Regions from separate parts of the Homo sapiens genome. Here region 1 is linked to region 2. A link is an interaction called in ENCODE POLR2A ChIA-PET data of the cell type or tissue named here. Cell type or tissue: B cell. All regions are shown on one strand. Links, peaks and the distances in the headings refer to the core of each region. The heading gives the core; the rest is flanking DNA.

Region 1 (2,500 bases), core at 1-2,500, 410 kb after region 2:
CGGGAGGCTGAGGCAGGAGAATCACTTGAACCCGGGAGGCGGAGGTTGCAGTGAGCTGAGATCACACCACTGCGTTCCAGCCTGGACAGAGCAAGACTCTGTCTCAGAAAAAAAAAAAAGACACATTTTTGGCCAGGTGCAGTGCTATAATCCCAGCACTTTGGGAAGCTGAGGCGGGTGGATCATAAGAGGTGGGTGGATCACACACACAAAAAAAGATACATTTTTATCATACTGTAGTTTTTGCTCATTTACAAATTCTGGTATTTTTTTAATTTTCTTTTTCAAAGGATGTCTATTATATTTTCTTTGAGACAGTCTCACTCTGTTGCACAGGCTGGAGTACAGTGGTATCACAGCTCACTGCAGTCTCAACTTCCCCACACTCAGGCGATCCTCCAACCTCAGCCTCCCCAGTAGCTAGGACTAAGGTATGGGCTACCATATCCAGCTAATTAAAAAAAAATTTTTTGTGAGACAGAGTCTCACCATGTTGCCCAGGCTGGTCTCGAACTCCTGGGCTCAAGCCATCTACCCACTGTGGCATCCCCTCCCAAAATGCTAAGATTACAGGTGTAAGCCTCCACACCCAGCCTCTTTTACAAATTCTATACCCACAATTTTTAACCTCAAATTATTTGCTAGTGTATCATAGATACTGGAGAACTTTTTGTAAAGATTTAATTTACTCATGAACCTTGAGAAACCTGTATTATTATCTTGATAATAACAAGAGTCAACAAAACTAAGGCACAAAGTAATTCTAGTCAGTAATGGTTGCACAAACTGAGCATCTGCTTGACACAGTAGGTATGTAAATCATTGCTGTGAGACCTCTGCCATTGAGAAGTACACAGTCTAGTGGGAGAGACTGTCGCATAAAGCAGTCAGGACTGTACTTTAAATTTAAGGGGTATGTTTCAGACCCGGCACGGTGGCACACACCTATAATCCCAGCACTTTGGAGGCCGAGGTGGGCAGATCATTTGAGGTTAGGAGTTCGAGACCGGCCTGGCCAACATGGTGAAACATTGTCTCTTAAATACAAAAAGTAGCTGGGTGTGGTAGCACACACCTGTAATCCCAGCTACTCGAGAGACTGAGGCAGGAGAATCGCTTGAACCTGGGAGGCAGACATTGCAGTGAGCAGAGATTGCACCACTGCACTCCAGCCTGGGCAACAGAGCGAGACTCTAATTAAAAAAAAAGGAAGCTAAAAAAAAAAAAATTTAAGGGATATGTTCCAGGTGCTATTATGGAAGCTCAAGGCTGAGCAGTTTGGACAACCCAGGAGTCCCAGAAAAACTTCATGGGAGATGGCAATTTAGCTGAGCCTTGCGGGATAAGTAGGTCAAAGCAGAAGCAACGGATATTCTGGGCAGAAAGGACAGCCTGGCCAAAATGGTGAAACCCAGTCTCTACTAAAAATACAAAAATTAGCCGGGAGTGGTGGCAGGCGCCTATAGTCTCAGCTACTCGGGAGGTTGAGGCAGAGAATCGCTTGAACCCAGGAGGCAGAGGTTGCAGTGAGCCAAGATCGCACCATTGCACTCCAGCCTGGGCGACAGAGCGAGACTCTGTCTCAAACAATGACAAAAAGAAAAAGTGTAACTGTAGGGGTGGGTTGCCCCTCCACACCTGTGGGTGTTTCTCGTAAGGTGGAATGAGAGACTTAGGAAAGAAAAAGACACAGAGACAAAGTATAGAGAAAGAAATAAGGGGACCCGGGGAACCAGCGTTCAGCATATGGAGGATCCCGCCAGCCTCTGAGTTCCCTTAGTATTTATTTATCATTCATGGGTGTTTCTCGAAGAGGGGGATGTGTCAGGGTCACAAGACAATTGTGGGGAGAGGGTCAGCAGACAAACACGTGAACAAAGGTCTTTGCATCATAGACAATGTAAAGGATTAAGTGCTGTGCTTTTAGATATGCATACACATAAACATCTCAATGCTTTACAAAGCAGTATTGCTGCCCGCAGGTCCCACCTCCAGCCCTAAGGCGGTTTTTCCCTATCTCAGTAGATGGAGCATACAATCGGGTTTTATACCGAGACATTCCATTGCCCAGGGACAGGCAGGAGACAGATGCCTTCCTCTTGTCTCAACTGCAAGAGGCATTCCTTCCTCTTTTACTAATCCTCCTCAGCACAGACCCTTTACGGGTGTCGGGCTGGGGGACGGTCAGGTCTTTCCCTTCCCACGAGGCCATATTTCAGACTATCACATGGGGAGAAACCTTGGACAATACCTGGCTTTCCTAGGCAGAGGTCCCTGTGGCCTTCCGCAGTTTTTGTGTCCCTGGGTACTTGAGATTAGGGAGTAGTGATGACTCTTAAGGAGCATGCTGCCTTCAAGCATCTGTTTAACAAAGCACATCTTGCACCGCCCTTAATCCATTCAACTCTGAGTTGACACAGCACATGTTTCAGAGAGCACGGGGTTGGGGGTAAGGTCACAGAATCTCAAGGCAGAAGAATTTTTCTTAGTACATAACAAA
Region 2 (4,104 bases), core at 705-3,204:
TTACTTTCAAATTTTTCTTGGTTATTCTTATCCATGTATTCTCCCAGATTGTGCTGGAAATGCCAATCATTGGCTGCTTAACTTATTGACCCTTCTAGAAAAATTCCAACCTACAGCACCAGCTCAGTGGACAGTAAAGCATCTGACCTCATACTTCCAGCCAATGCTGAATAGACCAAGGTTGGGTCAGTGATATGAAATTTATGAAGGAAGAACTGGGCCAATCAGAATTTAGAATAAGGAATTGTGCAGAGCTGGGTGCTGTGGCTGAGCTAAGGGGTGAGGTGGGATGTGATATAGAACCACGGCTGCCAGGAGAAAAACAGATTGGGGGAGCTAGGGGTGGAATTCACATGTAATTTGAGCCTTCTTGTGTTTTTCCAGAAAAGATTTTTTCCCCCATAAACTCTCTTAGTTGGGGCCTAAGTATTTATTCCTAGGTATTTTACCTCTTTATTGCTATTTTAACTGGGATTTTTTCAAATTTATTTTAACTGGTTGTTGCTAAAATACAGAAAAGTTATTGTCATTTATATCTTTATTTTATAACCAGACATTCTTGGCAAAGGGTATTTGATTATTTTCTTGGGTCTTCTTGGTAGACAACATTTGCCATCCATGTTAAGCGAGTCTTTTCTGCTTGGAGATTTATACCTGTTGTTTCAACGAGTGATCTTAGTTCATTAGCCAGGCCAGCAGCTCTTAGCCCGGGTATGCCAGCCTCTGTAGCATACCTGAAAATGTCTTCCAGAGATGTATTTCTAGCTTTCACCATGACCACCCAGGCCGCTGGGTGAAACTCACAGCCGTGGTGAGCCACGATTTTGATGGGGAATACTGTATTCTCAAAACGTTGGTTAAAAGCTGGGAAGAAATGGTGACCTTGGGCCAGCTCTCTTGATGTTATCCCTAGTTAACCTTAACTGTCTAGGAACAACAACCCTAGGGGGAGCTAGGATAATAACCCTAGCGGTAGTTATCCCTAGGGGATAACAATATTTGTTTTGTGAGGTTCTAGGGAATGAATTACCCACAACCTTTAAAACAGCTGCCTGACACAGAGCAGGCACTCAATAAGTACAAGCTATTATTATTAACTATTAATTATTAATTATCACTGCTCAGGGCATCCCTGTGCCTACTGAGTTGTGACTTTTCCCAATAAACCTTATATATATTTCCACTTCTTGGACTTCAGTCTTGATTTCCTGTGCCAATTCCTTCTACTACAGCTATAAGCCATTCACTTATTTAACCATTTAGTCACCAAATATTCGTTGAGTACCTTCCCTATGTCAGTCTAGTTGGGGAAAACAATAAAGAAGCATAAACCAATGTACACTTCCAACAGCTGCAAAGGAGACACTCAGTGCTTAGAGAATTTACAAGGAGAGTGTCGGCTGGATAGAGTCAGGAGGGCTTCCCTGAGAAAATGAAGTTTAAGCTGAAATCTTAAGGAATTAGAGGGTGTAACCAGGCGATGGCCACCTAGCTGGGGCTCTGCCCCATGGGAAGGGAGTAACTGCTCCACTGCATGAGGTTCAGAGTCAACCCAGGTAGACCTGGCTGACACCACCCCACCTCCACCTGCTGGCTTCAGGCTCTGCCTCAACCCCCGTGACCTGTTCCCAGCTTGGACCCCTCAGCCAAAAGACCCTAGCCCCACTGAGAGGGAGTTTAGCATGAGATCAGGGGTCAGATTCTATAGCTGGAATGTGCAAATTCAACACCAGCTCTGGTAATTTCCAGTCGTGCAGCCTCGAGCAAGCTACTTGAGTTATATAAGCCTTGATTTTCTCACCTGTAAAATGGAGAGAAGAGCTGTCACATGGAGAGAAATGACAGTGCTGGAGCAGACACTTCAAGGCCAGACTGTCTGAGATTGACTCCCAACTCAATGACCTCCCAGCTGTGTGACTTTGGACAGGTTACCCAACCTCTCTGAGCTTCAGGGTCCTCATCTTTAAAATGGAAATAAGGCCAGGCGCGGCAGTTCACACCTGTAATCCCAGCATTTTGGGAGGCCAAGGCGGGCGGATCACTTGAGGCCAGGAGTTCGAGACCAGCCTGGCCAACATGGTAAAACCCCATCTCTTCTAAAAATACAAAAATTAGCTAGCTGGGCATGGTGGCGGGTGCCTGTAGTCCCAGCTACTTGGGAGGAAGTTGAGGCAGGAGAATTGCTCGAACCCAGGAGGTGGAGGTTGCAGTGAGCCGAGATCATGCCATTGCACTCCAGCCTGGGTGACAAGAGCAAGACTCTGTCTTAAATAAATAAATAAAAGGAAATAATAATCACACTAAATCCTCATAGGATTATGAGAATTTAATGGATTAATATTTGTAAAAGACTCAGCACAGTGCCTGGCACATCATATATACACTATGCAAGTGTTTGCTGAATATAATGAGCCTGCTTTCTAGATGTGTACAGATTAATGAAATCACAATGATGATGCTTAGCTTGGCACAGTGACTGGCATGTAGTATCCATATGACAAATGTTAGCTTAGAATAAAAATGACATCTGTGATCTTGGGCAAGTCACTGCCATGGTCTGGTCTCAGTTCCTCCTTCTGAAAACAAAGGGGTTAGGCTTGGTATTCCCCAGGGGGCCTTCGAGTTCTGGTGGAGGCTGTTCACAGAGTGAGCCCCACCTCTTCCTGTGCAGGCCGGGTTGTGCATTCATTGCTCAGGGTGTACAGTAGTTTCAGGGAATAGTCACATGGCAACGGATCACACCCACATTATAAATAAATCCTCCATCACCCACAAAACCACACCCATCTCCTCCCCTCCCCACCCCTCTCCCCCTGCAGTGCCGTAAGCCAACTAAGGGAAGTGGTCTGAGCACCCCTTTTTGCTAAGTGGGGGGTCCCGTAAATGCAAGATCACAACATAAGATTATTCAACTTGCAAAGCCGCTGCCAGCTTGGTTTCCAGGTGCAGCCCTGGATGCCCAGCTTCCTGACAGCACCCTCTGTCACAGAAGCTCTCAGCACACCCAAGTCTGCATTTCAGAAGAGCAGAAAGATCCTCTGTATAGAAGGACACGGTGAGTTTGTGAATTACAGAGGAGCCTCCCATTCCTGCAAAGGATGCTGCTGGAGCAAATGCCTGCCAGGTGGCCATCTGCACCGGGGACTCTGCACACAGCAAGTCCAGGCAGGCTCTGATCCTCATGACCGCTAGAAACAATGACCCTGAACCAGCAGGCCCGCATAGACAAGGGCCCTAACTGAGGAAGGTGAATTCTGTGCAGGCCAACTCTGATGTCTATACTTTTTTTTTTTTTTTGCAATTCCACATCTCACCTTTCATCTTTTACCAAGAACCTCACTAGGACGCCACTCTGCTGAACAGACAGGTATTGAAGAGCTATTATGTTCATGCAGCATCCTAGGTGTGGAGTGATCAAACAACGGATGCCAACCCCACCTTCAGGGATTTACAGATCCCAGCAGGGGGTAATAATTACTAGTGCAGTAACAGCTACCACATACAGCACTCACCATGTGCCAGGCACTGTTCCAAGCGCCTTACATATTATGAACTAATTTGATCCTCAACGACCATGTAAAACAGGTTTTTGACTATTCCTATTTTATAGGGGAGAAAACTGAGACACAGAGAAGTTAAGTAACTCGCCCAAGGTCACACAGCTAGTGATTCATTTTTATCCAGAATCTGGGTTCTTTGTCACCATGTAAGTAAATATTAGGTTGGTGCAGAAGTAACTGTGCTTTTGCCATTATTTTTAATTACTTTTAACTAATTACTATTGCACCATTATTTACAATAGCAAAAACCGCAATTACTTTTGCACCAACCTAATATTTAGATGTCCCTAAGATATGTGACAGCAAGAAGAGGTATGTGGTGTGCTGAGTACAAAATATTGGAAATGGGCCTGGTCAGGGAGGTCAGGAAGGGCTTCCCTGAGGAAGTGATGCTTGAGCTGCAGTCTAGAGGACCAGCGTGAGTTGACCAGGGCCCTTAACCCTGCATGCAACTGAGAGGTTCTGAATCAATCAGAGATTTGGACTTAGTTGGTCTGGAATGGGTGCAGACACTGCATTCAGTTAAAAAGCCCTGCAGAAGATT

What was found. Peaks named below come from ENCODE experiments on the same cell type or tissue, not always from the same donor. Only the 100,000 strongest peaks of a DNase experiment are listed, where the experiment ranks them.
Region 1: POLR2A ChIA-PET joins it to region 2 with 5 read pairs; 2 of 35 experiments call an interaction of 5 or more read pairs at or near these places.

Annotation. Positions count from the first base shown.
Region 1 is chr16:23,599,556-23,602,055 of GRCh38, reverse strand. No RefSeq gene overlaps it. Among named protein-coding and RNA genes, the nearest start is that of NDUFAB1, 4.5 kb to the right of the region's middle. In B cell, for the core only: no CTCF peak of the experiment used is centred there; no DNase peak of the experiment used is centred there.
Region 2 is chr16:24,012,975-24,017,078 of GRCh38, reverse strand. All of the region lies in intron 3 of PRKCB (protein kinase C beta), which reads right to left. Among named protein-coding and RNA genes, the nearest start is that of PRKCB, 180 kb to the right of the region's middle. RefSeq lists enhancers at 2,329-2,398, 2,509-2,628. In B cell, for the core only: no CTCF peak of the experiment used is centred there; DNase peaks (open chromatin) are centred at 1,535, 1,817 and 2,628; H3K4me3 peaks cover 493 bases; H3K27ac peaks cover 2,364 bases.